Linked DNA regions of Mus musculus: regions 2 and 3 are each linked to region 1. The links are chromatin loops, found by intact Hi-C in ENCODE. Cell type or tissue: heart. All regions are shown on one strand. Region 1 has its middle 140 kb from the start of Dusp10. Region 2 overlaps Dusp10 (dual specificity phosphatase 10). Region 3 holds the start of 1700056E22Rik (RIKEN cDNA 1700056E22 gene).

The links. Peaks named below come from ENCODE experiments on the same cell type or tissue, not always from the same donor. Only the 100,000 strongest peaks of a DNase experiment are listed, where the experiment ranks them.
Region 2: it touches region 1 in a loop (3-fold over the local background); 7 of 42 quality-filtered maps call a loop at or near these places.
Region 3: a loop joins it to region 1, with 2.7 times the contacts of the local background. A loop is called at or near these places in 8 of 42 quality-filtered maps.

The regions. Positions count from the first base shown.
Region 1 is chr1:184,168,416-184,176,415 of GRCm38, reverse strand. No RefSeq gene overlaps it. Among named protein-coding and RNA genes, the nearest start is that of Dusp10, 140 kb to the right of the region's middle. In heart, a CTCF peak has its summit at 3,370; DNase peaks (open chromatin) are centred at 3,235 and 5,335; H3K27ac peaks cover 4,226 bases.
Region 2 is chr1:184,040,363-184,048,362 of GRCm38, reverse strand. The region is part of intron 2 of Dusp10 (dual specificity phosphatase 10); the gene reads right to left. Among named protein-coding and RNA genes, the nearest start is that of Dusp10, 10 kb to the right of the region's middle. RefSeq lists an enhancer at 5,601-7,093. In heart, a CTCF peak has its summit at 3,854; DNase peaks (open chromatin) are centred at 5,952 and 6,412; H3K4me3 peaks cover 431 bases; H3K27ac peaks cover 2,943 bases.
Region 3 is chr1:184,030,750-184,038,749 of GRCm38, reverse strand. 1700056E22Rik (RIKEN cDNA 1700056E22 gene) reads left to right here and starts at 4,752. Exons shown (of 1, transcript NM_028516.1): 1 at 4,752-5,718. The coding sequence starts at 4,890. The coding sequence ends at 5,594. Dusp10 (dual specificity phosphatase 10) reads right to left here and starts at 4,369. Exons shown (of 4, transcript NM_022019.6): 1 at 4,181-4,369; 2 at 1,098-1,949. The coding sequence starts at 1,911. In heart, a CTCF peak has its summit at 4,886 (motif pointing right); DNase peaks (open chromatin) are centred at 1,659, 4,439 and 4,999; H3K4me3 peaks cover 3,800 bases; H3K27ac peaks cover 3,639 bases.

The sequences.
Region 1 (8,000 bases):
ATTGGCAGGAAGCAAGTGGACAGAGGGGAGACATTGGGGGAGGGAAAAAAGTGAACAGAGGTGCTAACAAAAACAAAAATATAACAAAACTGCATGAAACTCACGAGCCTCTAGAAAGGGGACATGCCTTTAATTCACTTGCTTCATTATTCATTATTATAAATGCCAAATCTCAAGCTCTCAATTCACACCTACCTTTTCTAACAGGAGAGCGAGTGACTTTCTCAGATAAAGATGAATCGAACAAATATTCACTAGAGTAAATGAAAAAAAAAGTAAGCTGGCCCAGCCACTTACATCTGAGGATTGTAGCAAATGCCACCTCAGGGTGCTCCGAGGTTCTATATAAATAGGACTGCCAAGTCTCAGTCTGTCTCCTCTGAGAATATATGACAAACAGGACATGTGTCGGATAGATGATAGCACAGAATTTCTGGGCTGAGTGCAAGCATGTTAGTGATTGTCAGCAACACACTGCACACATGTAGAAGCAGAGATGCCATTTCCAAAGCAAACTCATCCTCTGTTGCTTTGTGCCACGAGAGCACACGGTGGCAGGTTACAGTGACAGACTAGGAGTGGACCTATAATGAATGGGGCAAAGAAACCGTAGGTGGCTGCGAGTGCTGGACTGAGCAGTACAACCTCACAGTGCAGCCAGCAGCAAGTGCAAATGTCCAGTGGATGAACTCCAGGATCCCTCCATTGGAGCTTCTTTATGGGGACAGTGGTCACTTCAGAAATAGCACACAGTCATGGCTGATGGATGGCACAGCAGAGTTACAGCTAACATGGTAACAAAAGAAAAGAAGAAGAAAAGGAACAGCGATAAAGTTGATCAATTTACCATTTTGTTAAATTTATGGTTAAGTGGACAGGATGCACAGCACATGATGTTATTTTATTTCACATGACTTAAGACACATTTCCAATCATATTATCTGCACTTCCGGATGCCTCCTTTTAAACAGTACAGAGACTGAACCTTTCCTGATGAGAACGGTTGATGAAGGATGTTGAAATAATCTCACAGGAGGAACGAGCTGAAGGGAGTTCAACAGGAGAAACTACTTCAGAGAAACAGGCCTGCTTAAATTATTCAGAAGAATTACATGAAAAGCAGAAAGCATGAGTTCTCCGTGGCACTGGAGGAGGGAAGGGGCATTCGGATGCACACTCCAGGAAAATACTGAGGTGGCTCAAAGACACATTTCATTAACTGCTAGCTGTTGAAAAGAAACTTGTTTAGGGACTATAGAACAGTCTCCGTTACTGTGGTTCTAAGCATGTTATCAACGGGACAACATGATCATTGAGAACATCTAGTAATGTCTTACAGGATCATACCCAGAATTCACAAGAACTAAATGTGCATTAAAGAATACAGGGCTGAAGGAACTTGGAGCAGAGAGAGGGTTGGGGAACCTGGCCTTCTCCTTCCTTCATGCAAAGGAATATTCATGAAGGTTTTATCAAACAAAAACTTTTGATTCTAGCATGCTCTGGAAATGTAAAATTCATTTTCATTATCCTTAATCAGTTAGATTAAGATATACCACAGCAACTAACAAAGTCCCAGATTTCTGTGGCATGATACAGGCCACACTACATATACCTGACTTCAGTAAAGTGTTTTGAGAACCACAGCCAAGAGCAGGACACCAACATCTTCCTCTGGTCCTCTCCTGCACACACACACACACACACACACACACACACACACACACACACACACACAGTACATTGTGCACTTGTGCTAATGAGACTTTCTTCCCTATTTTGAAACTCGTCACAAGCTGACTTAACCATCAGGGATAGGGAGAGGAAGAGACACTGCATTTTTCCATTCACTCATAGGAGAAAAACAATCTGTGAATAAATGTCTGTGTGTGTGTGTGTGTGTGTATCTGTGTGTGTATGTGTCTGTGTGTGTGTCTGTGTGTCTGTGTCTGTGTGTGTGTCTGTGTGTGTCTGTGTGTGTGTCTGTGTGTGTGTGTCTGTGCGTGTGTGTCTGTGTCTGTGTGTCTGTGTGTGTCTGTGTGTCTGTGTCTCTGTGTGTGTGTGTGCTTCCCTGTATGTGAAGCTATCCAAGCATGTAGAGAACAGAGAACAACCTCTGGACTCATTCCCTCAGGCACCATCCACCTCCATTTTGAGATCAGGTCTCACTGATGGGAAGCTCGACAAGCAGGCTAGAAGAAGGTGACCAGTGGGAAAGGGTCTATCCACTCCTACAGGTTACAAGCAGGCCACCCCATGCCTCCCCATCCTCGGGGACTTTTATGTGGCAACGTTGTGAGGATGAAACACAGGTCCTCATGCTGTGTGGCAAGTACTTCACCAACAAAGAAAAAAAAGGTTTTAATGAGAAATAACGAATTCTGATTCAATTAAAAATACATTCAAACTTTCACAGAACAAAACATCTCAGGAAAAGCGGCACCACTTCCTCTGCTGGGGCTGACTGTCCCTGCTGTGAGCGTTCTCTGTAGCCCCAAGCGGCAACTTCTCCTTTCTATGCTTCAGTTTATATAAAACAAGAGCAATCTTTCTGTAGTTCAAGCTTATTTTGATTCAATGCCATGATACAAATGCAATTTCCTATAACATTCCAAAAATCACAAAAATGCAATGGATAACCAATGTTCTCATCCTCAAACCAGTTCCCCTGCGTGTTAGATACATGTTTTTCTGTAATTGTTTTAACGTCTTTTTGTACAGTTGAGTATCCTTTGAGCTATCTCCCGTGTTTTCTAAAGAAGTTATTAAAAGTAGCTGTCCTCTTCCGTGCCACAGAGGCAGACAGAGGCATGAGACCCACAGAGAGTATTCTGAGGACGCCCAGAGCTGTTACTTGTTTCAGAAATAGTCCCAGCTCCTGACCTACACCATGGCATTTGTCTCTTCCCCTCCCCCAACCTTTATTTGGCTCTTGCTTCCATTCCAATCACTCTACAAATGTATTGGCAAGAACAGAGAGCAGGGTACTTGTGATCTATATGCGTAGACCTCTTGACAGTCTATTAGTAAAAAATAGCTCTAGTTCACTGTTGTGTCCCCATGAGGGGGGCACATGAGCGAGATTGGGCACACGATCCAGCAGGTTTGATCCACAGGCATCCCAGATGTTCCCAGCACCTGTGTGCTGTGTGCAGATGGTTGTGTAGTGAATGTGGCACCCAGAAATGTGCACCCAGGTCCACTGGCATTCAGCAAGGGGGATTCCCCTCTGCAGGAACTGACTGTGACTTGGAAGGTAGAGTGGAAAGTCTGGAGGCACAGGTCAGAGACAGTATGAAGTAGAGATAGCTCCCAGGGCTCTGCCTGCCAGCTCTGCCTCCCTGTGGGAAGGGCATGTGTGACACAGAGGCCACCAGAGTGTGAGAAGGGTCCTGCTGAGGTGAGAAGAGAGTGCATGTGCCTACATTCAACATATGAAGTCAACATTGGCCAACATAACCAGAAAAATCTACTAAAGACCCCACAGAAGTATCCAAGGCAGAATTTGTAGTGACTTCTGTTAAGAGACTTATACATCCAATTTGTGGAGGGAGGGTGAAGCATAAAATTATATAACTAAGAAAAAAACTACAAGACAATGTAAGTAACAAATTGAAATGCAGAATTACAATGAAGTAGAGTTCAAAAGTGGATCTGAATTATTGAGCAAGTTTTCATGGATAATTTACACTGTGGCCTAAAATTTGTCGCTCTTACGTGATTCCGGTGTCTTCTACTCCTATACAAATAGTTCATGTTTAATTGTTATGATCCCTTGTCCTTTAGGCAAACCAGTCTTACAAAAAGTATCCTGTGCTCTGATAATCCCTGCCATCATCCCAGTTTCATCAGGCTACTGAAGGAGGATCCCTTGAGCCTGTATTCCAGGCAAGCCTGGGTACCATGACAACATCCTACCTTTAAGAAGAAAATAATCAAATTCCCAGCTGCAGAGTTTTGTCAAAGGCACAGATATTCGAGATTAGTCCCTACAGCCCACTTCCATATGCCAAGAGTGGTGGTGCACATACACTTGTAATCATGGAGCTGGGGAGGTGGAGACAGTAGACTCCTCGGGCCTGCTGCCCAGCCAGCCTTGCCTAATTGATGAGAGATTTCATGTAAAAACAAAAAACAAAAAACAAAAAAAGCAAAAAAAACCAAAATAAGATAGGCAGCTATCTGAGTAATAACGCCCAAGGTTATCCTCTGTTCTCTGAATGAACGTGCTTACACATGCACCTGAACACACACACACAAACACACATTCCAAGATGCAGAAATAGATGAACACCACCCCCTCCCCCAAAACAAGCAGACCCTTTTGTAGAAAAATAACTAGCCTAAAGACTAAAGCAGAAGTCTCTTGGGCAGAAGTCTCTTGGAATGATTAAGGTGACACTATTTTGATATTGACATTCTATCGTCTGTAATTCCAAATGATAGCCAGGCATCAGACTGCCTGATCCTCTTGGGTCTTTAGCAAAAAAAAAAAAAAAAAAAAAAAAAAGCCGTCTTAGCAGTGTGCCAGTTCCAAACTGGGTTATCAAAGCGGGGAAATGATTTGGAATGTGTCCAAGGGATAGCACCACTTATAGGCTCCCACTGTGTAAGGCCTGCCCCCGCACACTAGGACAGAGCACAGTAGAACTTTCTCAAGCTGCCACCATCCTTGGGGACAGGACAGTCCCAGCTCCATCGACTGCTCCCTGCTCCTGGATTCTCTGATTACATCAATGTGAGCGACTCATTCCAGCCTGGGTAGGAAATGAAAAAAAAAAATTCGTTTAATGACTCTGGTTTTGAAATTCATTCTGATAAATCAACTCCTGCAGAAGAGTGTTCCTCTTTCATCATGAAAATGGAACCCAGGAAGGGGACAATGTTTTATTTTCTCAAGGACAGACTGAAATCCTAATGTTTCTAGGAGTTTCCCAAATAATCACAAGGTCACACGTAACAAAGGCTGACAGGAGACACTCGCCTGGGACTACTGAAAAAGACAGCTCTCCTCCAGCCAGATGGGTCTGTCCCCTCTCCTTCCCCCCTTTGGAAAAAAAAACTCCATATTAACACTCTTTGAGATAGTGCAAATTTATTATTCTGACCAAAACTAACTGATTCTTCAAGGAGCTTAACACAGCTGTCAGTGTGGGCATGGGAGTTACTGTGTTGAAATTCTGTTGCTGACAGTGAGTGTTCACAAGGTGAGCATCTATTATAAGCTGGGCTTGGGACCCTTCCTTTTCTCAGACCTATTTTTAGTGGACTCATGTGATACATGGCCCTTGCACCTGTCAGCAGCAGGCTCAGCCAGCAGCTACCACCGGCCTGCCTGTGCTGTTACTGTACTTGTGGGCACATGAGGTCACCTGGGTTGGGGCTAGGGCTATATGAAGATCACTGTGACCCGTGGCCTTCAGACAAGGACACCCATGCTGCATGCTCTTGCCCAGCAGCTCAGACTCAAACTCTGACTTCTCGTGGCAGTACTTACAACTGCTTTCCAGGAAGGAAAAAGGTTTTCCAGTTTGTTATTTAAAATAAAAGTTGACAACCATGCAATGAATGCATAACCATACACGCATTTATGTGCAGTACACATGGAAGATTTAAAATGATGTGCAAACCTGACAGGTACAGGCTAGACAGAGGAGGAGCAGAGAAGGCTAGAGAGATTCCTGGAACCTTCACCCCTCAAACTTAGGTGTTGCTTAATTTTTTTTTTTTTTTGGTTTTGTTTTGTTTCATTTTGGTTTGGTTTGGTTTGGTTTGGTTTTTAGAGACAGGGTTTCTCTGTGTAGCCCTGGCTGTCCTGGAACTCACTTTGTAGACCAGGCTAGCCTCGAACTTAGAAATCCACCTGCCTCTGCCTACCGAGTGCTGGGATTAAAGGTGTGCACCACAACGCCTGGCTGCTGAAAGTTTAACAACTAGAATGCCTCCATTGTCACTGTGAAAGTTTTTTTTAAGCTGCTGCTGCCAAATCTGATTTATATTATTGTTTTAAGGTTAGAAAAAAAAGGTGAGAAAGAGGAGGACTGGAGAAAGAGAAGGACAGCAAGTGACAGGAGAAGGAAGGAAGACAGAAGGGAGGAAGAGAGGAAAGCAGGGAGACAGGGGTCAGGGAGGGAGGGAGGGAAGGAAGATGAACAAAGAGAGAAGAGCCGAGGTGGTGAGAAGAGAAGGCTTGCATGTTCAAGAGTCAAGTTCATACTCTCAGTGCATACATCATTAGAAACATATATAATAAACAATGTCAACAAACAAACTTATAGCACTTTGTAAAATGGCATTGCACAAATACTATAGTATGTAGAAGACTGCAAAGCAACTTGGCCTTACCAGCAAATCAACTCTTCACCCAACCAGTTAAGGTTCAGCCCTCCTTTGTGCCTTTTCCTTTGCTCACATTCTTTCCTCTTTTATAGGAAGCAAGGCATAGCAGAAGAAAGAGGGTGAGAGCACCCCACACATACATGTACACACAGACACACACACAGACACACACACACACACACACAGAGACATACAGACACACAGACACACAAGGACCATTGATACTTACATCTCTGAGTCTAGCACTTCTCTTGAAAGCATTATTAGGGAAAGGAGGAGATTGTAATCTGGGTACCAGCTGGTTTTTGAGATCCCTTCGCACATGGATTGTGTACAAGTCAATCTGAAAGCTGCAAGAGGTACACAGGGAAAACAGTCAGAACAGCAGCTATTATTTACTGAGAGTTAATGTGCTTCTAATGTGCTGAAAGAGCAGCCTGCATTTCCCTCTCACATCATCCCCACAGAGCAGCGAGAATGATTTTTTTTTCCATGTCATTTGTTTTAGGGAGCTTGGAATAGACCCAGAGCCTTATGCATACTAAGCCCACGTTTTACCATTGTTCACTCTCGGCTACTGCAAAGCATAGAGACATGAGGGAGCTTCCTCAAGCTTGTGAAACATAGTCTGAGCCAGGGCCAGAATTTTATTAGCCTTGACCACATAGTCCAAGCTCTTAGCTGTGAACACGTGGGCCCAAAGGGGAACCTCGGTTATCCTGTGCAATTTACCCACATGGAGAAGTTGTGTTAGTCTACTTCAGAAATCACCCAGGTACTCTGTGAGGTTTGCAGAAGGGTGGTACCAACAGATATTAGACCACTTTCCCAAGGATGATGAACAGACAGCTGCCCATCACCTGTCTTGATCCCATCCCAGAGACAGCTGTGCTAGATGGTCCAGCATGGGATAAATCTATCCATCTTGCTGAGAGTGAGAGTTGTCTCAGCCGTCCAGAGTTGTCACTAGGGAAGTTCATTTAAGGTTCTAGGAACAAAAGCTCTAAATAAGGACTTGCTATGTGCCAGGAAGGGGCTCATAATCTTCACATTATCTCCTGCATGCCCGCCCCTCCGGATCTATATGGCTGAGTCATCTCAATCAGAATTGATGACCCATGGGATATTCTGTCTTAGAAATGTTTCTGTTGGTGGTAGCCTCTGTACATTTCTCCTGTTGTTGTGGTTTTTTTTTTTTTTTCCTATATTGCTCACGGTGTTTGTGCAGCTGCCTAAGAACTAGATATGCAATCAGGGTGGTGCAATTAGATGCATTTCTTATCATGGAAGGAAGAAAATGCCAACTCAAATTTGATGCAATTTTCAAATGCTCCATGATACAAAATGATAAGTTCACTTAATTGATGTGATCTTAATTGGAGTCACAGGGGAAACTAAAAGGCACACTGAGTTCGGTTGTTTGTGTTTTTAATAGCACTGTTTGCTGAGATTGGACCATTATCTCCCTCTGATTCCCCAAATGATGGAGAGTTTATATTTCTGGAGTTTAATGAGAAGGGAATGCCATGGTACAGCACTTTTTCCTAACTTTTTTCTGTTGTGCTTTTGTTCTTAGAATATTTGGATTTTTATGGGCTGTATACTAAAGCTGAGCCACCATGGAAAGTCCTTAAGACAACTCTGTTCATATCCCAGTGATT
Region 2 (8,000 bases), 130 kb after region 1:
CTTGGCCCCATCCCTTGCCCCCACCCCACGTGAACATCGTCATTATCTCCATTCTCACAGCTGGGGGAACTGAGGCACAGCAAAGTTCCCTTGTCCAAGTGTTGAAATGACAAGATCAAAATTCCAAGTCATCAATCCGCCCTGGAATCTTGTCTCCGAGTGACCAACGTCCACTTCCTCTAAGAGAAAAAGTCTATTTATAATAGGAAGGACGAGTATGTTATAAGGCAAGGCAGAATCACAGATTCACCAAACAGCCCAGGAGGGTGTGGTGTGGTGGTGCATGACTGGGGCCTCGGTAGACAGGACGTCGTCGAAACACAAGGACATCCTCAGTAACTGAATTCAAGGCCAGCCTGGGCCACATGAAACCCTGTCAAAAAGACAGAGAATGGAAAAAAGAAGACTTGGAGTGGGGGAGGGAGAGTGAAGGGGAGAGAAGGGAGGAGAGGGACCTGAGATGTTTGGGGTGAGGCGATACCTTAGGCTTTTGAGTTTCCGAATTTCCAATAGGTGAAACTGGGTACCTGATCCTGCCTAAGAGCATGCTACTCCCTATAACAGGCTCCTGAGGTCACTTAACTACCTACCCCCTCCAACCCCTCGCAGTATCTCAGGCCAGACAGAACAGGAAAGGAGAGGTCAAAACCCAGCAACCAGGCAACAGACCGATGGTGGGTCTGTGGGCTTGTCTCAGAGGATTCCATTTCTCAAAGCAAAACGAAGGCCTACGAGACAGCCAGGAAGGATGGGAAATGTGTAATTAACATCCCAATCCCCACTAACTAGACTGCAAAAGCCAGAGATGTGAGCACTCATGGATGGAGTCACCGGGACCAAGCACATCTTCTGCTGACTCACTCTTCCTAGATTTACACCTGCCTTTCTTCTCCTGCATCTAGCTCCCACTACGGAGAGTGGGATAGATTAATACATAACACCTCTACCTCTCTACTATTAAGGTTCCAGACATTTAAATATATACTAACAACAAGCTCCATCATAAGATGCCCGGGTTCACCGTGTACCAGGCCAAAGGCCTGAATCTCTGATTCTAAGCCACCGGTATTCTGATGACACAAGACACTGACAGTACGGAAATGCTTCCTAAATACCAGAAATAACATCACCATTTTCAAAGGTTTCTCTAATTGAATTAAACTAAAAACAAAACAGTCAGAAAACCCAAAACTTCTGACACATTATACATACGTTAAAGTTTCCAGAGTCTGAGACACAACCCGGGGTTAAGATCACTTGCAAAGTCAGCTTTAAGGACAGAGCAGGACACTCTTCTTAAAAACCAATGGAATTTTCACTTGAAGACAGCCAAGGACTTGGGGGAAGGGAAGTTGTATTTAATGGGATGCACCTCCAGGACAATGCACTCATCAAGGAGACCCAAGGCCCATCTTTAAATAGCAATGTGATCAGCCTGAAAGGTGCTTAGACTTGAAATCAAAAGATCAGTTTTTATGTCTGCCCATCTTCTGGGTCCTCCGCTACTGGGCCAGGTGCTCCTTCAACAAGCACACATCCCACCCCTGGGCTTTCCTGCTCTTTTTTTTTTTTTTTTTTTTCCTGAAGTCAACGACTGGAATGGTGCATTAAAATATCACATTGAGAGAATCGTATGACTCACTCTTTTCAAAATCTTAGCATTAAAAAAAAAGTGATTTCTTTATAAGCATGGAAGTACAAAACCCAAGAAAATGGTCCGTTTTTCTTCAGTCACTGTCCTCCATGAAGTCTGCTCTCGGTTTCAAGAGGGAACCAGTGAAAGCAGTCTGGAACTGAACCCTTGCCTGAGGGTGGAGTCTGCAGCTGTCACCTGATCCCCAGGTTACGACTGCGCTCCTCCTGCTGCCTCCCTCCTGCCACCCCCCTCGCCCCCACACCTCCTGGCCCCTCCTCCCATCTGATTTTTTTTTTCTTCTTCTCTCTTTCCAGTAGCAACATCTGGTACTATTTAGTGCAGTGGTTGGTAGTGGAGCTCAGGGCCATGATTCAAAGGGTGTGAAATGATTCCTTCCATGGAATGAATAAAATAGAAGGTATTGATCTGGGCAGCAGTGTCCTACCCCTCACAGTGCTTACTTCAGACACAAGGTAAAGTCACATGGGCCTGACACCATCCCTGGATCAGGTGTGTTTCTTCTACATACTTGATATTAGGAGTGGGCAGCAGATACCCAGTGGGATTCTACTCCCTGGGTAAGACAAGAAGCAAAGCCTTTCTGGAAACACAAAGAACAGCTGGACTCGGTTTGTTTTTCCATGAAATTCAAGACTGGGGTGGGGCTGTGAGGCGGCTTTTGTCAAAAATAAAACATTAAAGAAGTCAGATAATGTATTGAATCTACACCAACTTTCTCTTTGTAAAGGCACTTTTACTTTACCAGGGCAGAACATGGACTGATGGTTTGCTAGGGATGTGTTTGGATGCCCAGCTGACAAGAGACAGACCTATGGTAGGGTCTCTCATCTGGTCAACTTGACTGGATTGAAACTCAGTAGGAGTCATACCTCTGATGTGTCTATAAGAATGCTGCAAAAAGTTGTAAGGGTCCTGCCTCCTAGGCTGGAGGTCCACTCCAAGTTAAAGAGGGAGAAAGTCTGGTGAGCCCAGACAAGAGTAAGCATCCTCATGGCCTTGCTCAACATGATGGGCTTTCCCCATCAAACCCTAAGCCAGAATAAAACCTTCTTCCCTTAGCCTGCTTTCCACTGGGAATTTCAGCACAGCAGTGGGAAGGGTAGCAAAGACTTGAGAGGGCACTGCCTTTCTCTCCTGTGTAAGTTTCAAGCAGGCACAGCGGATTTCCTATGCAAGGACAAATCACCCTTCCTTTTCTTTAAGCTACATAAAATACGGGTCTTGCCGGTGAAAGGGGAATACAGATTTGCTAACTGTTAAGTAATGATATCTGACATAGATATATTCCGAAAACAAACATAACATGGAGATTTTGTTCTTGAGTTCTGGATGAAAACATCTACAGAAAACAAAAACAAAAACCCTTCATGATTAGAAAGCACTAGCAAGCTGAATGCAAAATGTGCCTTCATTTACTTTACAATAAAAGTTTGTTTTAAGGCAGGGGCTCAGCCATCAACAAGAGGCTTTGAAAATAAATGGCCATTCATTGTTTGTTCACCTCTTTAATTTTTCTCAATTAGTAAGATCACATAGCACATATGGTATATGGTAAATGTAGCCAATGGAAATTTACCAAAGAGGGGTTATGAAGGGACCTAAAATCAAAAGGAAATAAAAGTGTCCAGGCATGCGAGTGAAGGATTACTTGACTCGGTTAAGTTGAAAAGATGCAATGTGGGTATCGCCGTTCCTGTGGGGCTGGGCCCCAGGAGAAAAGCGAGAAAGCAAGCATCTCTCTCTGCTTCCTGGCTGCAGACACCATGGAACCCGCTGCCTCACGCACTGGCCACCACATCTTCCCTTTAAACTGTGAGTACCAAGAAACCCTTCCTGGCTTCTGGCTGGAGCATCTTCTCACAGCAACAGCACAAAGAAACTCATACAGAGAAATTTCATCCTATAGGGGAAAGAGCAAAGGCTTTGGAACCAATGAGAACTGTTTTCATCCTAGCCTCATACCTCAGAATGGTCCTTAAAATATAAATTTTTTTTAAAAAATTAAAAGATAAAACAAAACAGGCCCAAACCTAGTCTCTGAAGCACCGTTTGAGTGGTCTGTTTACTTCGTGTGCCCATTTTGCCCATTTCCTCACAAGGGACACGAGGTGAAATTAAACACAGGTCTTGTTCCTATCAGAAAGATGTCCAAACAGTTGAGGCTCAAATGACAAAGTTCCACTCTGCTACACAGGGGGGCCCTGTCTGCCACAACTGCAGAAGCAGAAAGAACATGTGATATTTCCCTTTCCATTCAAAATGATACATCGTTCCTTTGCCTACTGCAGCCCTGGAAAGAAATTCTGTAGGCCCTTAGTGAACGTCGAGAAAACTAGAAACATTCTTGAAAAAGAAAGCAGAGAAAAATGGCACAAAGATACTTAGCAGAATAACATCTCCTGAAGATAAGCCATTCTCTAAACAAGCTGGGGGTGGGGGTGGGGGTGGGGGTGGGGGATGAAGAAAGCACAAGCTCACCAAACACTGACAGAACACAGTCTCCAGACTCACACAGTGCTTCACACACCACACACAGACGGGACTATTAGCAGTGATGCGACCTATGGTCTAACCTCTCTACCCACCAGTTTGTACTCCATGATGCTACCTGCCAACGAGCTGTTAGCATCTGAGATGCTGAACTGTCTTTTTTTTTTAGCTCGTGGCTCTGGGGATCAAGCCCAGGCTCTTGCACCTGCAGAGCAAGTACTTTCCATGTAGATAGCCCTTCCCCAACCCTTTATTTGGATGTACCTTGGCATTACTTTTTAGCTCTCCCTTAAAATATTAGGTTCCTAAGAAAATGGGATTAAATCGATGCTAATAGTTGGCCCATATTCCAGGACCTAGGTAAAATCTCGACCATCAGGGACGGCTTTCCAAAATCCTTTGACTTAAGTCTATTTTATTGTTGTTGTTCTGAATAGAAACCTGAAAACCAAAAAGGTACTAGTATTCAAAATGACTACGTGTATTATTTTATTTCATGTCTTACACTATACATGGGAGGCTCTGAGGTAATAATGTACCACACATACATCAGTCTATAGCCCTAACAAGACCTATTTTAGCACAAAGGACCAAGGCTCTGAAATTAATCACGCGTGTGACCTTGGATTAGTCATAAACCTCTCCAGGCCTCATTTCCATAACTGCATAACGAGCTCGAACTAGATCAATGGTTTTCCAATTTCACTGTGCAGGAGAATCATTTGGGGAGCTTTTCAAAATCTTGGCATGTGTGCAGGTTGTACCTTAGACCAAATGAATCAAAATCTTTTGGTGGGGGGGTGGGGGGGGGGCGGGGCAGGGGAAGGAACCTGGGCACCAGAGAGTGTCAATCATCCACTAGTGACAGCATAGAATCAACAGCCTTCCAGAATTGATTAGAAGACCGCTCTGAGGATCAGAATTTCTATCCTTAAGCTGGACGTAGTAGCACTTGGCCATAATTTGGCAGCAGAGGAAAGATGACCGTTACAAGTTCCAGGCTGGCCTGAACTCCACAGTCACCCCCATCTCAAAACAAACAGAATATCGTTAAGTGTGTAGTTAGTTATTTGGTACCAAAGTGGATAAAGTTGCCTAAGCACTGTCGTGTGGCCCTAATTTACACTCAAACTGCTCTCCAGGAATCTTGGAGAATGGAGATAACTGCTGATCACAGCCAACAAGATATAGAGAAACACGGCCTGCTACAGAGGCCTCCGCCCAGGAACCTCTTCTGCCCTCGTGATCTCATCAGACCACCTGATGGGTTGGCACAAACAGACTAAGCGGGGAAACACCCAGTCACCCTTCTCCCGACTCATGCCTCCTGGAGAAATGTGCTTTAGAAATGTAACGAGGAGGACTGCTTTCCTGTCAGTTTCTCGGTTTGCAATCCGTGACTACTACCCACCACACTGTCAAGAGTTTCCTGAACTCATCTTTGACAACCCAGCTGGCTGATCCCAGTTCATTTCAACCCAGTTTGGCTCATAGATCTGACCTGGTAATGATCCAGAGTCCTGGGTTCAGACCAATTTGCCCTTCCCCTCTGTTTAAGCAGCGAAGCATCTCAAAGCCATAGGGGCTATATGCACTGTAGTGTCATGGAAAAGCTACCTATGAGGAGCAGAGGGGTAAGAATAGGGATGGGAAAGGGGCGGGCTCAAGTCCCTTTGTCTTTCACTTGGATTGCAATGAAGGAAGGAGGGCAGGCAAGCCTGTAGTCCTTCGGGGGGAGCATTCAGGACCCACTCAAATGAGCAAGCATCAGCTCCTCTTCTTCCCTCACACTCCAGCTCCTCTCTGGCACTCAGGGTTGCAGCAGCCCACACCCCTCCTCCTTCCACCTACCCTTTTATAGTCAGACTACAATCCTCCTTCCAAAAATAAATCCGAAGCGAGGCCAGAGAAGACAAAGTTGAAAAGTTTTAGACTTTTGTTATCCTATCCAGGACATTAGCTGGACAGATTTATCATCCCATTTTCCTAAGCTCCCCTACAAATGAATAATTCTAGGGTATGCCCAAATTACTCAGCCCCTTGACCTAACATGTTTTTGCAATTACTTGGCACAACTGTATGCTACTTAAATTAGGTAACAGTCATCAAGTTATTTTTAGGCCCTAGCAACACACACACACACACAGAGGCAGGCACACAGCTAGACCGAGGTTGTTGTACCCCTGGGAGCAAAGAGGACAAACTACCTTTTGACTGACACATTTCAATGCACAGAAATATTGCTGAGCTCGGTGGAGAGGGTGCTCTGCCGAACACTCTGCAAGCCTCCGCTTATTGAATTCCTGAGTGAACATCCCAAGTGCAACACCAGTGCTGCGCCTTCTTGTGACCAGTGAGGAAGCCAGAGAACTAAAGGCTTAGGCAAACTTAGGCAGCCTGCCCAAGGACACTGAATGGAGGGACCCAGTGTCCTCAGGCCTGCTGATCTGCAGTTCTCCCTACATTTCTCTGCTTTTTCTTACAGATCTATTTGGAATTACAGTTACAAGAATAAAATAAGTTTGCAGTGTAGATGTGTCTTACAAGAGCAGACAAAGCAAAGACGGATATATTACTCCCCCAGAAGAAAGCAGACAAAGGAGACTTTCCCAGGGTCTCTAGTTTCCTGGCGTAGCCATTCGCTGTCGTGAGAGTCGGTATTGCTTTCTAATGAATATTTCAGAATCTATTTTAATTAAGAGAAACTGTTAGACCACATTTGCTCTTTATTCGGGAATTAAGAGGAAGGTTTGGGAGCTCCGGGTGGGTATATAACATGAACTTACATATTTTTACTTTCATGCCGTCTTTACAGTGAAAATAGTTCAACTATGTTTGCATATTTTAATAGAAAGTATTTCTAATACGAAAATGCACAGTGGAGATCAGGGGGAAGTTTTTAGTGTAAATCTCACTCCTTTGCCTGACTTCTCCCCTCTGCATCAACCTTTCAAAGCTACTTCCCTGACCGTCTTTTTCATCCTTACCCCTACCCCCACAACCCCTTCAAAAAGCCTCTGGTATAGAGCAGAACTCTGGAAACCCAGAGCAGACAGTCTACCATTGCATGTGAGAGCATGCAGCAAGTACAGGCCTGGACTCTGACATAACAATTGCACAGGCAGAGACAGGCCCTGAAACAGGGTCTCCAGGAAGGGGAGGGAGGCCTCTCCTGAGACTCAAGACCCAGTCACTAACAGTGGCATTCCACATTTGGAGAACACTCCTGGGCAGGTATATGACACTACATGTTTAACTTGGGGGCAAAAAAACAAAAAAATGTCTACACCACTCTGTAAAATACTCCCAGCTCAATTAAATATATAACACTAACTCTAAACAGTAGACTATAGCATAAGACATAAAATATTTCAAAAACAAGGAAGGGAAGGCCAATAGGTGAAGCATATACTTAATCTGGTTGGGAATAAAGGGGTTCACTTTGAAAATTGTGATCATAACGGTTTAAAGGCCACGGCTACCAAGAAAGAGTTGTAGAAAACATGCCCTTCCCACATATATAAAGGACAAATAAGTTCCCTGACCCCAGTGATGTGAAAAAGGACAGATGTGACAACAGAACAGCACCTCTCGTCTTAGAAGGTCAAGGACTGTCGAGCCTTGAGGTTGGAGAGCAAGTTACAGATGATCACAACAATCAACACTGGTTGGGAAAGGTTACAATCCTTTCAAAGACTGAGTCTCTAAAGAGCTATTCATGTGGCTCACTCAGAGGAGGTTGACCAGAAACAAGGGCCTGGTGCTCTATATCCTTCAGTGGGTAAGAACAAGCCAGAGACTACACCGTCTCAGACCTAGGTCACAGCGGGGCGGGGACTATAAATTAGAACAG
Region 3 (8,000 bases), 140 kb after region 1:
AGACAAATCCTAGATTGCTTCCCTAAGCAGTCGGTCCCGTTAAATGGGAAAAGTGTTCAAAGGAACTCAGCACCACTGATAATCAACCACTCTTTAGTGCTGGGGTTGGGACACCCCACCCCCTCCCACCCCACCCCACCCCACCCCACCCCACCCCACCCACCATGCACACAATGGCTCAAAATTCGAAACGAAGATAGTTATCACTCTCCATCATGACTAGGTAGATATTATCAGAAGAGTAATGCTCAAAGCCCAAAAGGACAAAGATGAGCAAGTGGACTGTGCCCATGGTCAGGACAACACTGTATGTTAGAAGCTCAGAGAAGACTGGGTCATCTATTCCTTTTTTTGGGGGGGGGGGGGTGTCCAGTCATCAGTTATTCTACACTAGGGGAAAATGATGTATGACTCCTTCTAGGGAAGAGACAGAAGCTAACTCTTGTCAGGTGATACCAGGAAGGATGGTTGTAGGCGGTTCACATCTCTATCCCCTGCAGCTTCCTCAGAGGAATGGATGCATTTGGAGAATTCACACTTTCAATGAGGCTTTAAGATAAAGATGCATGCCTTTGTTGAAGATGACTAGAAGCAATAAGAACATCAAGACAATCAGGTGAGAAACAGCAAGAGTTTCTCCCACAAAGTACTGGCACCTGTAGACGCAGCTTCCTCTGATCCATCGACATTTGTCAGGCCTTGAGAGATCAAAAAAGTTCCAACCCACTCGAGGACTGAAACAGAGCTACCAGAGAAGGCATGGCTTGAGATACCATCTTGGTTGTACAAAGTGCCTTTTGCAAACCATCTCAAGTAAAATGTCATAGGCAACCCAAAGTGGCAGCCAGATCAAAGCTGGGACTCAGATCTTATATCAATTCATTGCTACTTGGACTTTCTTAATGTACCAAGAGAGTAAGAAAAAGTTCGAAGTAGAGACAAGAAGACAGGCTATTTTATTTTGGTTCATGGTGCCTTGGGGTTAGAAGAAGGCTGCCACTTGTAAGAGAATCTCATAGGGAAACCTAGCTGATCAGGACATTATTTGAGGAAGGAATGTGGGGGGTGGGGGTGGGGAGGGAAGGGAGAGTCATTACCTTTCAATACCAGGGGTTCTTTGCCTTCTCTCTTCAGGGACTCGAGGACTATGTGAAGTGGCTGGGATGGTGTCACACGGCTCGGCTCATTGGTATTCTCATCATAAACTATAATTTCTTTGGAAAAGATCCTCTTGAAAGAGTCTTTGCCTTCCCTACAGGAAATCAAGTCTAAGACAGTGATCTTGCCCTGCTGCAGCCTTCGCCGGCTGATCTTATCGGCACAGTTAATGTGGACAGCTCCTTGGATGTGACTCTTGTTGTACTCCATGAAAGGCCTGCAATCGATGATGACGGGACCCTGGCTGGGCAGGTGACTCTTGCTGCATTTGGTCATCTTCTTTGCCAGGTCATTGGGGTAGATGATCTTGATGCTGGCTAGCTGCTTGGGAGTCCCTGACACAGGGCTGCCCACCCCACCCGATGGACTTAACACAGAGCCTGTGTTTTCATTGTTGTTGACCATCTGGTTAGCAGGGCAGGTGGTCGAGGTTCCTATGGCGGTGGTGGCAGTGCCTGCAGCAATGGCTTGAGTCTGGGCCTGATGATCCTTGTCGTAGGTTGCCACAGTGCAGCAGCTAGTGCTGCTGCATCCGCAATTCAGGGAGCGGGCAGAGCCGCTGGATGAGGGCATATACGTCAGATTCGCAGCCTTGAGGGTCACAACGGCGGTGGCAAGGACAGGAGCGTGGCTACCACTACCTGGGCTGGCAGAGCCAAGGTAGCTTGAGTCTAAACAAAGGTTGAGATCCTGAGGTCGGACAGGCCTAGATAGTGCCACTACTACCCTGTCGTCTAAAGGAGATGGAGGCATGAGGAGGCTGAAAACTGGCAATTCAAGAAGTCAAGAGTCTGGAAAGAAGGGGAAGAAAGAAAAAAATAAAGTCACATGAAAACAAAGCCAGTCTCATCCAATCCCCGGGGGAAGACCTCTGCATATCTCTGAGCAAAGTCAAAGTCCTTCTAGGTGCCCTAGGTTGTGATACTATCAAAGGCTAAAATTCACTTTGATCTGTTCAGAGAGGATGCATACCTGAGGGGCCCCATCCATTCTGATGCTAAGTCAAAGGTTAAAATTAGACTTGACATTAGAAACGGTAAGAGACCTCCTGTCACATAATGTTAGAGACATGCATCCAAGTTCAGCCTTAGTGGAGGTAAAGGCACAGAGGCCTGAAAAACAGTGAAGGCAGACAGGGAGGCTCTTAGATTTATTCTGAGCCTCCTCTCCTGTGCAGAGAAGTCTATTTCACCTGTGATGGATGCATCTGTCCACCCTGGCATGTACTGTATTTCATTTCTTTCCCCAGAGCCAAGGCAAAGAGACAAGCAAGAGCACTGTTGGAGCTCACAGAGATGCACGGAGATGCTTGGCAGCTAGCTATATTTACATGGGGGCTGGATGTTAACCTTCTGCATATCAGAAGGAATGTGTCTCCCTAAGTCAGCCTCCATGGCTAGGAGCTAATCTTCCTTTCCATTCTGGTGGGTCCTTTGAAAAGCTCAACGTCATCCTATTCAGAGCTCACATTAGACTCTTCCAAATCAAATCAAGCCATTACCACACACACACACACACACACACACACACACACACACTTACACTACGAATAACTATCCAGAAACCAAGTTTCCAAGGAGTCAGATCTAGGAACCCCACCCCAGGCTGACCCATGGCCCGTTCCTCTGTGACCCCACTCATCCTTACACTTCTCTATGCTGTGCCCCTAAGCAAAAAAGAGCATGTGTTTCATCTGGTCATACAGACAGACTTTGCATCTCCACTGGAGTGGCAACTTTGTAAAAAATGTTTCAACCCTATACTGATATTCTTCTTGGAAACAGTGTGGATTCCAAGAGGGCAACCTCACTCGTCCCTTTACCACAGTTAGGCTAATTGGGAAGCTCAGACCTAGAGCCCACGGGGGCTGCCTTTGCCTCCTCCAAGGGTGCCTGCAATGGATCACTTTCCTCCTCCCGGTAGGCACAAGGCCACCCTATAACATAGCAATTCTGACTCCTCTACTAGAGAAATCAAACCCCAAGCAAGAGCCACTCATCTAAACGAACTTTAAGAGCTGACTGGAAAAACATCAAGGATCATCGGTCTATTCATGACCGTAACTGTTCTCTGAGACCGAGCCAAAGTGTCACCAGCAAAATCCACACACGCGCACCCAGGAGCACGTCCCCACCCGTGTAGGCATATCCCCACTGACTCGGGTTTCTCTCACCCACCTTTGGTTGGGAGCAAAGGATCAAACCTTCTGCCTGCCTCCCTCCCTCCCTCCCCTCCCCTCCCCTCCCTCCCTCCTTCCCTCTCCCTTGCGTAGTATTTTTTTTTTCAGAGCGAGTACTATTCCAAAAACTGTTAACTGTGTCCCAGCTGGAACATGAATGCAGTCAAAGTCTTTGCTATTTTGCTACCTGGTAAGGGGACATCCAGGATTAGTAGCCTATTCCCTAGGAGGAGAACCCGGGAACGACTTTCCAGAGACACAGGCTGGGACCGGTACCTCTTCACTGTGCTGCTGCTCACACACGGGCACAGAGCGCACTGAGATCTGCATCCTTGCAGCAGATAGCTCCAAAGCCAGTCTGGCCCGGGAAACCTCCCACAAAAATAGCACGAACCCCCTACCCCCTTTCTCGCTAATCTTCCTTCCACCACTAACAGGGACTGAAGAAAAACCAAGTGCTTAAAGAATGCTCCTTCCCCACTCCTGGGGCACGTAGCATCCCTATTCCGTGCCACCACTGAGCATCATGAGCAAAGCCTTGGGCTTTGAAAACTGCCATAAAGCATCTTAACCAAACCAAAACTCATTTCCCCTCTTCATCCCAGGGCAAGCAGAGCCAAAAGACTAAACCTTAGGATCTTCCTTACCTGACGTAGGTCCGTCTCTGTCTCTCTGACACTGTCTCTGTCTCTCTCTCTCTCTGTCTCTCTGTCTCTGTCTCTCTCTCTCTCACTCACACACACACACACACACACACACACACACACACACACATACACACACACACACACACGGAACCCTCCACCCTCCGGCTCTGAGTGACCCGTGATGTCTTCCACTTACTTCATCAATAAGCGTAGCCCTCTACCATCTGGCGCCCGCTCCAGCTATGCGCTCGCGCAGTGCGCCCCCATTCACTCAGCTTCATTGATCCCCAGCAGCAACACAGAGTTACTTTCTCTTTTGCTACAGCGTAAATGTAAGCTTTGGAGGGGGCGGGGTTGCCTCCGAGCGACGGCGCGATACGCCAATGAAGACCCAGAGGCTGCCGCCCGCTACATCACAGTGGTCTCTGACCAATAAGAAGCCGAGGAGGGCGGAGAAAGGGGCGAGGCCTCGCCTTGGGAGGGAGGCCGGCTCGGACCCGCTAGTGGGTTTGGTGTGTTAGAACGCGCGGGTGGTGATGTCATTGGCAACCAATCAAAAACTTAAAAGTGCTAGCCCGGGCCCGCTTGGAGCAGCGGCTCTCTATTTACATGTAAACCTAGGCAGCAGGACGCGGTTAACCCTTCCTGGGACTGAAGTGTCAATGGCTTGCTCTGGTCGCTCCGGCTGAAACTGGTTCTTCTGACCCTCCCCCGCCCCCTGTTGAGGACATCAGCCTCGCGGGGTCTCCATTCCGCCTTTTGACTCCAGGTGGAGTGTCCATCCAACTTTCCCCAGGCCGGAGACGACTCGAAGCCGGGTCCCTCCATGGCTGTGGCTGCGCCGCGCGGGACGTGAGCGTGCACAGGGCCGGCCTCCCCGCAGCCCCGCTTGGCCCGGCCCGCAGATGTCGCTGCCCCTCCGGCTGCCCTACTGCTCTCCCGCGCGGCGGCTGCGCGCCGTGCTCTTGTTCCCCTACTTCCGTGACCCTGTCACTCCTCCGCCGTCCCCAACCTGTTCTCAGGAGCCCGACTCCGATCCCGAAGGCGGCACTCCGGAGAGCTACTCGGAGGAGGACGCCTGGCTCTGTGAGAGCAGCCACTGGGGGCCGGTGTTGAAGGGCAGCGTGGGCGCCGTCCCGCAGAGCTGGGCGTGGCCGGGCCCTCCGAACGCCCCACAAGCCCCGCAGCCCAGGCACCGACCTCCTCCCAACGCGGTCCCCGCTTCTCCCGCGGCCACCTCCCCCTGTGCGATGTTTTGGAGCCCGCAGTCCATCCGCCCCCCGGTGCTGGGCCGCCCCCGGCCCTCAGTGGCGCAGGGCCCTCGGCGAGCCAAGGAGCGCCAGCCTGGAACAGCAAGCGCCGGCGGGAAGGAGCCAGAGCTCGGGTTGAACAGCCAGAATGAGCGGCGCTTGAGGAGCATGGAAGGGCCCACGCCAGCTCTCCCGATTCCCCGAACTTTGTCCATCAGAGGGGTCACTACTGGTCGGGGTATGTCACCGGTGAAGAGAAGTGGGAAGCTGAGCAAGCCTGCTAGCGCCTTGCCAGAAAAATATCAGGGAAGGTACAGAAGAATGACCCTGGAATTCAAAGGAGTGGAAAAGCCCAGATGAACTGTGATGAAGTTGCGTTAAAGAATCCTAAAGCAATAGAGCTTTTTATACCTCCCTACCCCCTCAGAGAGGAAGACCAAAATGTGAAGTAATTGAAGTGGAATAAAACATTATCAGCTCCGTGGCAGGTTCAGATGTCCTTAATGATGGGAGGCGTTTGCTTTAGGCCCCAGACATTCACCATTGCTGTTGATCTAGGATCATAAGGTGTCCAACCATCATCACCTTCGCTGACTAGCTCTGTCGATTCAGCATGATCTCCCTTGAGTTGAGCACTTCTACACAAGTGCACACTGGGGTTGGAAAAGGATTTTCTTTAGCCCCATTCTGTCTACACACCCAAATACACAGCACCCACACCCGAATGTCTGCACACGAGTGTCCAGGTCGCACCCTTTGGTCCTTAGATCTTTGAGGATTAGCAGGATCAGGCTAGTGGAGGAGGTAGGCTGTGCGCATTTTCCGTGGAACCCAGAAAAGAATTTCCCAGAGCACTTTTGTAGGTTATCTATATCCCTGAATATTTACTGCTGGGGTTCCCATTTACGGTTTGAGTTCTAGGTATTAGGTCTGATGCTTGTCTGTCCAGCCACATTTGCTGTGTTCATCACTGTGTACATTTGTAAACAGCAAACTCCCGTCCTTGCTCCGAAAAAGATGAAAAGATGCTTGTGGAAGTGGTTGGGGTATAGTAGAGCGAGGTTCTCTATTGACCGAAGGCTTTGGGAAGGTTGTGTTTGCTTTAGGCTGGAGGAGCCTCTGTCTAAAGGTACTGACAACCTGTAAATTGTGATTCACAAAGCCTGATGCCGGCAATGTGAGAAAGAAATGTAACTCATTTAATGAGATGATTATTATAGTTTCAGACTAATAAGTTATAGTAATTCTGTTAACTAAAAGTCTGTCATCCAGGCTGAAAAATTGGGAAAACTGACAAAATTACTCATCAATCAAACCCGAAGCATTGAGTAATTTCCATGTCATTAACATATGCATGGTAATTACCAGCCATTAACATATGCTAAAGATCCGGAGGCTTTTTAAATTAGGCAGCAGTTTGAGTAGCTATACTCAAAGAAGTCAGATTCCAGGTAGGTTTTTCCACTCACTACTCCAGGATGCTTTTGTGCCAAGGGAGGTGATTTCAATTACTAATTTGGAGTCATAATGTAAAAATACTTTCTAAAACTTAGCCCTTAAGTTTAAATGTATGGGATCAGTCAGTCAGCAAAGGGCCATGAACACAATCGGATACCCAGGAACACCTTGCTGTTTAGTTTTTGTCCCAGAGAAAGAGTAAAGCCTCTTTACTGCCCTTGGGCCACGTAGTGCACTTATGCTGGTCTGTGACTTTGTTGCTACTGAAAGGAGCATAGAGTTTCTACCAGATCCTTGTGCTGTGTGTTAGAGCTGAAGGACAAAGCTAATTGTGGCCAAGATCAGAGACAGAAAACAGACTGATACAGGGCATGTTCAAGAGGTTAAGTCAGGTGCTTGGTGGCAGAATGGTGAGGTCTTCAATAGCCCTGAAGGCCAAGATAGATTCCCGGATTCGGTTAGGGAAAGGGAGTTTGGCAAAGTTAAATCCCCAGGTAAGGTGGCATTCAATCAGCAAATAGGGAAGGCACTGGGGAATAGAAAGGAGGAAGTAGGAGATGAAGTCCCAGGAGTACGCCTGGGAAATACTTCACAACCCTCGCCAGCCTAGACCTGGGCTAGGAGCAGCCCCTGGAGAAAGAGGCCACGAAGGTCCACTCGCATGTTGAACTTCAGTCCTCAGTGTGATAGTATTAAGGGATAGACACTTGTCTGAGGTGGTAATGCCATGAGGGCAGGGCCTTTGCAGATGGAACTGGGAAGGGAATTATTGTGTCCTCTCTGCCCTGTGTATATGTCGTGTTCATTTCTTCCCAGTTACACGGTGACAGTGCATCTTGGAAGCAGAGGCTAGGCCCTCACCAGAGGCCTTAATCTGTCTCCTCAGACTCAAGAACTCTGGGAAGTGAAGTTCTGTTTTTAACTGCTGAGACTGAATTAGTCGTCAGATCTTGCACTCTGTCATTAGGAGTAAGTTGTAGCCCTAGAGGCAGGAGTGTTTATCTTCACTACTACCTGTAAGGAGCAAACATTTGTAGTGTAGAATGGTGGCCATTTACATGTGACTTTGAACACCTGAAATGTGATTGGTTGGAACCAAGACACATCAAGTCTAGAACACACATTGGATTTTGAAAACCTGTGAAACACATAAAGGATATTATGTCTGTGTTGCTTATGTTTTTTGATATACTAGGTTTCATAGCATGTCATTAAAATCAATTTCACTCATCTTTTAGTTCACATGTGACTAGGAGAGCGCCTAAGATGATTTATTTACTCCATTTTTGCTGGATGACACCATTCTGG